3 separate regions of the Homo sapiens genome follow, and regions 1 and 3 are each linked to region 2. Evidence: chromatin contacts called from ENCODE Hi-C or POLR2A ChIA-PET data. All regions are on one chromosome and are shown on one strand. The core of a region is the stretch at or near the end of the contact, and the rest is flanking DNA. Distances in the headings are between cores, read along the strand shown. Region 1 overlaps LOC105370003 (a long non-coding RNA gene). Region 2 has its middle 14 kb from the start of TBX3-AS1. Region 3 overlaps LOC105370003 (a long non-coding RNA gene).

What was found. Hi-C counts contacts between places; a loop is a spot of excess contacts on that map. ChIA-PET counts read pairs that join two places held with the same protein, here RNA polymerase II (POLR2A). Pooled maps may share reads with other maps.
Region 1: a map of Caco-2 shows a loop between it and region 2 (4-fold over the local background). The contact joins two enhancer-like sites. A Hi-C loop is called at or near these places in 7 of 168 maps with a recorded cell type or tissue (Caco-2, HCT116, HepG2 and 4 more), 1 of 37 single-sample maps with no recorded cell type and 12 of 50 pooled maps. POLR2A ChIA-PET finds 5 or more read pairs at or near these places in 5 of 52 experiments (AG04449, AG04450, BJ and 2 more).
Region 3: a loop to region 2 is called in a pooled map, with 15 times the contacts of the local background. The contact joins two enhancer-like sites. A Hi-C loop is called at or near these places in 8 of 168 maps with a recorded cell type or tissue (Caco-2, HCT116, HepG2 and 3 more) and 14 of 50 pooled maps. POLR2A ChIA-PET finds 5 or more read pairs at or near these places in 2 of 52 experiments (AG04450 and HepG2).

What each region holds. Positions count from the first base shown.
Region 1 is chr12:115,449,992-115,452,691 of GRCh38, reverse strand. The region is part of intron 2 of LOC105370003 (a long non-coding RNA gene); the gene reads left to right. Among named protein-coding and RNA genes, the nearest start is that of LINC02463, 430 kb to the left of the region's middle. RefSeq lists a silencer at 667-776. Within about 2 kb of position 1,395, at least 4 of the 41 ENCODE cell types and tissues checked have a DNase peak (open chromatin) inside an H3K27ac peak, as active enhancers do.
Region 2 is chr12:114,667,350-114,670,049 of GRCh38, reverse strand. No RefSeq gene overlaps it. Among named protein-coding and RNA genes, the nearest start is that of TBX3-AS1, 14 kb to the left of the region's middle. Within about 2 kb of position 1,334, at least 16 of the 41 ENCODE cell types and tissues checked have a DNase peak (open chromatin) inside an H3K27ac peak, as active enhancers do.
Region 3 is chr12:115,403,557-115,406,256 of GRCh38, reverse strand. The region is part of intron 3 of LOC105370003 (a long non-coding RNA gene); the gene reads left to right. Among named protein-coding and RNA genes, the nearest start is that of LINC02463, 480 kb to the left of the region's middle. Within about 2 kb of position 1,281, at least 2 of the 41 ENCODE cell types and tissues checked have a DNase peak (open chromatin) inside an H3K27ac peak, as active enhancers do.

The DNA.
Region 1 (2,700 bases), core at 146-2,645, 780 kb before region 2:
GGAAGGGAGAGAGAAGGGGAGAGGCAGGTCAGAGTCAGAAAGATGGAGAGAGGGAGAGAAGACAGACACAGGGAGAGGGGAGGGACTGGCTCCAAGTTAGGTGAGGAAGAGAGAAATAGAACAGGGAGAGAGGGAGAAACTAAGAGGGGATGCTAAGAGAGAAGAGAGCGACAGAATCAGCAGGAGGTGGAGAGAATCAGAGAGGTGGGGAGTAGGAGACAGAAAGGTCAGGAAGTGCACAGAGACAGGTACAGGAGACAGGGAGCAACTGGAGACACAGACACACATGCACACGCACACACACACGAACACGCGCGCACACACGCTCGCGGCGAGGGCTGGGGAGGGAGGGAATTTAGGGGAGAGGCGCAGACAAGAGACAGACATGGGCAAGTCACACACTTTCGGGAGAGACATCGCAGAGGGAGAGGGAGAGGAAGGGCAGGGGAGGGGAGGGGAGGGGAGGGGAGGGGAGCCCGCTCCAGCTGCCCACCCATCCCCCGCCCTTCCGCAACGCCAGCATCCTGCGCCCCTCCCCCGCCGCCTCTTATCAGCGGCGAGCGCGGCGCGCGGCGGCCTTGGGCTCGAGGAGGCGGCGCGGCGCGGGGCCTGATTGCAGGTGCGCCGGCGCCGCCGAGTCTGCAGCGGCCGCTCAGTGGCCGGCCCGGCGGCCGGGCGGGTGGCGGCGGCAGGCACGGCGCGAGCGAGGGGCGCGGGGGCGCGGCCTCCCCTTCGCACGCAGGGCGGTAGAATGAGCCGCACGGCCGCGCGCCGCTCGCCCCTCGCCCCGGGCCGGCCGTGAACTTGCCGGGGCCGCCTGCAGGGAGAGGCGGGCCCCGCTGGCACCTGCCGCCCTCCGCTCCCAACTCCGTCCACGCCCGGGGCTCGCAACCCACGCGGACAGGAGACTGCTGGCTATTGGCACTGTCACGACGCTGCTGTGTTTGAGCAACATCTATCTTGAGAGAGATTAATAAAAACAGCGACGTTTTCCAAAGATGCCACTGTTCACAGGACATCCATTGTTTTTTACTTGCTTGGCTGAAGTTAGCAGAGCCTTGAATAGCAGGGCCTACCTGGCTTTGCATCTGAACTTTGCCTTTTTCTAACTGTGGCCTTGGGCTAGTGTCTTGCCTCTCTGCATCTCTATCTTCTCCCCTGGGAAACGGGAAGAATAAAGGTGTCTGCGTCACAGGGATGCCGGGAGGTTAAAGACAGGCAAAGATATAAGTGGTTCAACAGTCCCCAACACATAGAAGCTGTTCTGTAGGACCAGGCTGGTGTTATCATCATTAGTGGGGCTGGGGAAGGGTTGACAAAGGAGCTGGTGGACATCCACCTCCTGCTAACCCCAAGGATCGGTGCCTCGGAGTCTCCTTCCTCTCGGCTGCAGGAGGCCAGGAGTCCTGGGTGTGCCTGCTGGCCTCCCTCGGGAATGGCCAAGTCAACTCCTGGCTCAGGGTCCCATATTCCTTCTCAGAAAAATGGGCCTTGGGCCATCAACCCAAGACTCTAATAACCTGTCTTTCCCCGAGGGTTGCCGAGGATCCAAGGGCAGGGTGGCTACACGCCTGATTTGGTATTGATATCTGGTTCCATCTCTAAGAGCTCTGTAGCTTTGGACCAGGTCATGTCACTTCCCCTAAGGCGCAGCTTGGCAATAGCAGCAGTGGTGCCTAGGGGCGTTGTGGGGATTATCTGGGTGCTGCAGCCCTGGAGCTGGGATTTTTCAGACCTCCGTGTGTGAAGTCCTGCAAGCTGAGAGCCTCCAGATGACCCAACTTAAGATCCACCCAAGCATGCACAGCCAGGACCCGCTCTCCCAGCTGCCGCCAACCAATGATTGGGCATGGCAGAGGTGCTAGAGCCCAGCCTCTCCTGCCTGGTTTGGGACTGCTCTGATGGCCGATCTTTGCGGGCCACTCCTCATCACCAGGCAGAGACTTTCTCGGAGTGGACCAGACCTATCCTGCAGGCTCTTCCTGCCCAGTCCGCCTCCCTTCTCTTCTTCCCCTGTGGGACCTGCATCCTGATGTGCAGGTTCTCCTGGACTACTCCTGCTTCATTCCCCTTTATCCTTCACAGACATCTCCCTCAGTAAATGTCTCATTCCATCTAGACTTCCGCTTCCCAGAGGACTGAAACTAACACAATGAATTAATATGTAAAAGACTCACATACAAAGCCCCTAGTAGGTGCTAGGAACTATTATTATTATTATTACTATTATGATGATGCCTTCCTGCTGTCAGCATTCTAACTGAATATCCTGAGCAAATGAGCTTTTTCTTCCTTTCTGTCCCATTTTCTCTCTATTCTGCAAACACTTCCCGAGAGACCCTCCCAGAAGCCAAGCTGCATGCTTCCTGCTGGATTTACAGAGCTCAGCCCCTGCCCTCTTCCTGCCCAGCAGGGGAGACAGAGAAGAAACAAGGATGATAAAAGCTTGGATAGGCAGAAGCAGCAAAAGACAGCAGGCTGGAGGAGGGAGGAGCAATCAGGGAAGGCCTCCTGAAGGAGATGATGTGTGTTACGTCATGAGAGATGAATGAAGTTATTCACATCACCCAGACAGAGGGGAGGATCCATACCCAAATAAGTTAGGCAAATGAAACACAAACCTATGGTGGGGCCAGGTGGGAAGTTTTCCGTTGGGAGGGTTTGAGAGTCTTTCTGGAAAGGGTGACATTTAATTTGACA
Region 2 (2,700 bases), core at 85-2,584:
CTTCAATCTGAAATTACTTTTCCTTTAAATTAGGGAGCAAAGCAGGGAGACGGAAAGGGGCCTGATGAGAATACAGAAAGAAGGGTAATTTCAGATACTTTTAAGTTTTAATGGAAAAAGACTGATGTGCTCCCTAAGTCAGGTTTTCCCACCCGAATCCGACCAAAAGTAAGCTCGGCAAGTACGAATGTTTTTCGTTTTAAGCTCGCCCTCAGTTTTGACATCAATCTGGCGAATCCAAGTCGAAAATACCTTCTTGCACCAGTGTGTTTGGCTCGGGGAAAAGGCCAGCAGAATGCCCCAGCAGTCCGAGCGGGCTTGGCTAGGCAGCAACCCTCCAGGTTGTAGAAGTGGACAAGACGCAACGCCTTTCCACTCGGCAACCCCCCACACAGCCTGCAGTCCCTGGTGCCTCAAATTGAACCCGGCTGGCCCAAGGCGCCCCTACGAGGCCCCATCCATCCCGAGTTGTGCGTGCAAAGCGCGGCCAGCTCCGCGAAAACTTAGCTGTGTCACGCGAGGGAGGAGGGAAATTATCCCCGAAAGGGGAAAGGTAATTCCAGGGTGCACATTTCACCCCCTCCACGGCAAAAGTCACCCAGGAGGCTGACATCCTCCCCTAGTCTCCCCTTCAAACCCGTCTCCAGGCTGTTCGGGGAGTTGCCTTTTGAAGTTCAATTTATCTTTGAAACATTCAATAAAAAATGATGAGGCACTGTCAGTCTTTTGGTCTCCCGACCCCCAGCCTCGCCTCCGAGGTGTGTGTCTGTTGGGGGGCGGGGGCGGCACGGGAAGGTTCGAGGGTTAGTCCTTAGCCCTTTTCTTGCCCTGGGGGCCATGACGTGAAGACCCAGCTGGAGCCTGCCTGGCGGCTGCCTCCCTCCCCACCCCCCACCCGCCACCCCCTGGAGCCCGCCAGCCCGGCCCCAAGTCCCTGTCACCTTCAGGCCTCTTGAATGACCGGAGAGGAGGACGCCCCCTCCCTTCCCTCATCCTGTACTTGGAAGGGATCGAGGTCGAGACCTTTTGGAGAGCGGGGCAAAGCCCCTTCCATCTCTGGCCAGGCACGTGGGGACCCCTACAGCCTCCTCTGCGATGTCTCCGGGGGTGGGAGGGAAGACAGACAACCAGAGTATGTTGGTGCGGAGTCGCGGGGGGGGGGAGGGGCGGGGTGCGCTGCGGGGGTGGCAGGGCCTGAGCTGAGACGGGCCCTGGGGACCTTTGAGGCTGGGGCTCCCCCGAGGACTGGGAGATTTCCAGGGCGCGCTCCTTCTGCGCAGCGGCTACAGCCTGAAGGGGGCAGCTCTGGATCCAGCGACAACGCGCGGTGTCCGCGCCTCTGAGAAGGTGGTAGTTGGCTGGTTGCGCTCTCCCGAATTGGGGAAAAAAGAACTCAGCCTCCAAAAGGGAAGAAATGCTTTGCTTTTCTCTTCTTTCTCAGTCCAAATTTGCTTACCTCCTCCCTTCTCTCCCCCCGCCCCCGATTTGGGGACCCTGCTCAGACTTGTGTCCAGCCTCTCTTACTGGCGTTCCTCTTTTTTTTTTTTTTTTTTTTTTAATCTCCTGTGTATCTCATTTGTATATTGTGATGTTAATGAGTAACTCCTGTAGCGCTGATGGGCGGGGGGTGGAGGGGATGAACGGCTCGCAGTCTCTCTGGATTTTGCTGCCTATTACTCACCTGGCGCCGGTCGCAATCTCGCCGCAGGCTTTATGGTGGCTGCGGCCGCCCCAGAGGCCACTCAGGGCAGGCGCCTTCGCCTTTTTTCTGGGCTTCGAGTGCCACCTATCTGTCTCGTCTACGAATGCGTCCAGGTCGCCGCAGCTGGCTCGGCACCCCAGCGCCTCCCGGGTTCCGGAACTTGGGCGCTTCGCCTTCGCCCCTTCTCATCCCCACCACTCCCAGCCCCACTCCCCTCCTCCTCCGTCCCCAGCCCCATTCTCAGCCTCGGAAGAAGCTGCCTTCCCCTCTTTCCTGGATATCACTTTCACTCCCGTTTGTGCCTCAGATGAGAAAAACAGCCCTGCCCTCCTCTGGGTTTCCAAAGAATGTTAGAAAATTCAGTGCGGGAACCCTGGCTCGTAATTCTCTGGACAAGTTCCTTGCTGCTTGTAGAAATCTCTAGACCCTTGTTCTGGACCCCGCCTGGCGGGGGATAACCTGAATTCGCGATGGGTCGATAGAGAAAGGATACCTCCTTCCCCAACATACACACCTCAAATTCTGCCCTGGGGACAACTTGCCAGTACCAGGATGCTCTCTTTTTTACTCCACAACTTTGGAAGTTTTTGTTTTTTAACCTGGCCGCGTCTACAAGGACAAAGGCCATGACTCGCGGGAGCAGCAGTCCCTACGAGGGTCAGCTACCGCAGCCTGCAGGGCCCAGCACCTTCGTGACTTGTAGATTTAAGGTGACAAATGCGGGTGCCGGTCAGAGGCCTCCAACCCCTGCCTGTCGGGAAGGTCGGCTCCAGTCCTGGCTGCGCCCTGGAGTCTGAGACCCGCGGAGGGGAGGGGATGGGGTCGCCTTTTGCTGTGCTTTGAGCCGCGGGTGAAGGCGTCCGGGTTCCTGCTGACCTCCCGGCGCTAATTGCAGGGGCCGAAGGGCGCGCTCGGGCAGAGGCAGGGGTCACGACCTTGCGGCTCCCTCCTCCCGAGGTCCCGGCAACCTGAAGGAGCCGGGTGTGTGCAAGAGGGCG
Region 3 (2,700 bases), core at 32-2,531, 740 kb before region 2:
TACTTTTGGAGATCTTTTATGAAATGCCTGTTTGAATCTTCTGCCCATTTTTTTAAAATTGGGTTATCTCTCTTTTTCTTACTGATTTCTGAAGCTGTTTACATATTCTGAAAATGAGCCTTTACTAGGTGATAAGTGTTGCAAGTATCTTTTTCTTTTCTGTTACTTGACTTTTCACTGTTTTAATAGTGTGTCTTTGTGAACAGAAATTCGTATTTTATATACACATACACACACACACACACACACACACACACACACACACACACACATATATTTCCTTTAAATTTGATTTTTGGGGACTGTCTTTTGTTTTTGTTTAAGAAATCATTCCCTGCCTGAATAAAAATTAAAAAAAAAAACTCTCCTATAGTGTTTTCTAGAAGCTTTATTGTTTTTACTTCCATATTTAGATATACAATATATCATTTTGTTCTTTGATTTTTCTCGCATCATACAGCCTTCTTTTCTGTTCCTGGGATACCCCTAAATCCCATGTCAGAAAAGACGTGCAGCTTTATGACTTAGCAAAAGTGATAGCAACAACACAATCATAATAACCGAGATGCGTGCAAGACCTTGTGACACACATTTCCATCCATTAACTGATTTAATTCTTTCATATCAGCCCTTGGAAACTGTTGAAGTGAGCATCATAATGCCCATTTTAAAGATGGAAAGAGTGAGCCTTAGAGAAAAGTAACTTGCCCAAGTTCACATAGCTGATAAATAGCAGAACAAGGAGATTCAAATATAGATCTGCCTGGTTTCAAAATATATTCTCCTTTTATCGCCTGGTGTTGATTAAGATGACTTGAGGTTACTAAGTCCCTGTTACTCACAGTTTTGTGTAAGATTTTCCAAGAATCTCACAGGAATTTTGTGTGCAGCCAAAAAATTCCTGGTATTTCCCATGATGTCATTGGACTGAGATATAGAATAGGTTTCTTTTCATGTAATCTGCAGAGCAGAGGTGCACCAGAGAGTTGGGTCATCAGAGGGTTAACATTTTGACTTGCCTAGGGAAATAAGAGTTTCTTTACCTCTGGTCCTCCCTCATCCTCTGGGAAGCCTCGGATGCTGTTTTACAGCCTGGCTGATCTTACGGTAAATGATACAAGCAGCAGCTTTTAAAAATCCGAGTTGCTGCTTCGAGTATTAGAAATGCCTCTAGAGTTTGGTAGTTAAAGCCAAAGCAGATGGATAAACACTAGTAGCTGCCGAAGGTGGTGCATGATGTCAATGGAGAACAGGCAAGGCAGGTCTTTCGTAGGGGACAGCCGTTGTTTGACCTGGCAGCGCCCTCACTTCTTCAGGGACTGGTGATCCTTTGATAAATTGCTCCTGCCTCCTCTCTAAACATATGGTTTGAATAGAGGCTGTCCATGCTAGCTCCCCACCCTCTTGGGCTGGGTGATGGGTACAGCATTGGACACACCATCCAACAGAGCCAATGAGGTGCCTTCCCTGGGATTTTTCCAACCAAAGCAGGAAAGAAAGTCTGTTCCTATTTTGATACATCTCTGAGGAACACTTCCCAGGCAATAAATATCTATGAAATGAATGAATGAATCCCCATTGCCAAGTGAACTCTCAGAGGGTATCTCTGTTCATAGTGAGAATTTATCATGCTTTTGGATAAGTACGTGAATAAATTAGGAGAGCATGCGTGTGTTCATAAACGGGGATGTAAGAGAGTAAGTGAATAAATAAACAAGTGAATATATACTCTGCAATTCTGATTGTTTATATTTCTCATACTGATAGACATTTGCATTCCAAAGAGATCCACTTTGTTCCAGTTATCTTTGCTGTGTAACAAAGTGTCCAAAAACTTAATGGTATAAACAACCATTTCATTAGGTAACAGATTCTGTGACTCAGAAGTTTTGATAGAAGGTGCAGACAGGTGTTCTCTGCTCCAAGATGTCTAAGGTCTAATCTGGACATAATTCAATGGCTGGGATATGTAGGTGCTAAGCGAAGGGATTTCTAGGTGATCCCAGCTCCCAGGACCTGTTAAATCCTAAACCAGACCATGGCACTCCTCTGTTCAAAACGAACAGCTCACTCCAACCTCGTGACCTTTGCACTACAGCCCCCTCTGCTTGGAATTCTCTGCTACAGAAATCTGCAAGGCAGATTTACTTACAGGAACTGGGATCACTTAAAAATGCCATCGCTTAGCACTTACATATGGCCTCTCCATGTGGCCTGGGCTTCCTCTTAGTGTGGCAGCCTCAGGGTTAGTTGGAACTCTTACATGGTGTTTTGAGGTTCTAGCATAAGTGTCTTAGTGGACAGGGCAGAAGCGGTATTGCTTTTTATGAAGTTGCACAATATAACTTTTGCCATACTCTATTAGACTCTACTGGTCAAAACCTTAGAAGTTACACAATATAATTTCTGCCATACTCTATTAGACTCTACTGGTCGAAACAGTCACAGCCCACCCAGGTCTAAAGGATGGGAACACAAACCCCAACCGCTGGATGGGAGGGTGCAAGGTCATATTGTAGAAGAGCATATAGAATGGAAAATATTGTTGTGTTCGGAAAACAATCAGCCACATGATTTAAATCAAATCAATTGGTCTCTGGGGGAGTTTTTAGTTTTAGGAAGATATTTCTCAGGACTCCTGAAGTCAAAGCTTTAAGATGACCTCTTAGAGGATCTGTATATACCCTAGCACTGTCTAGA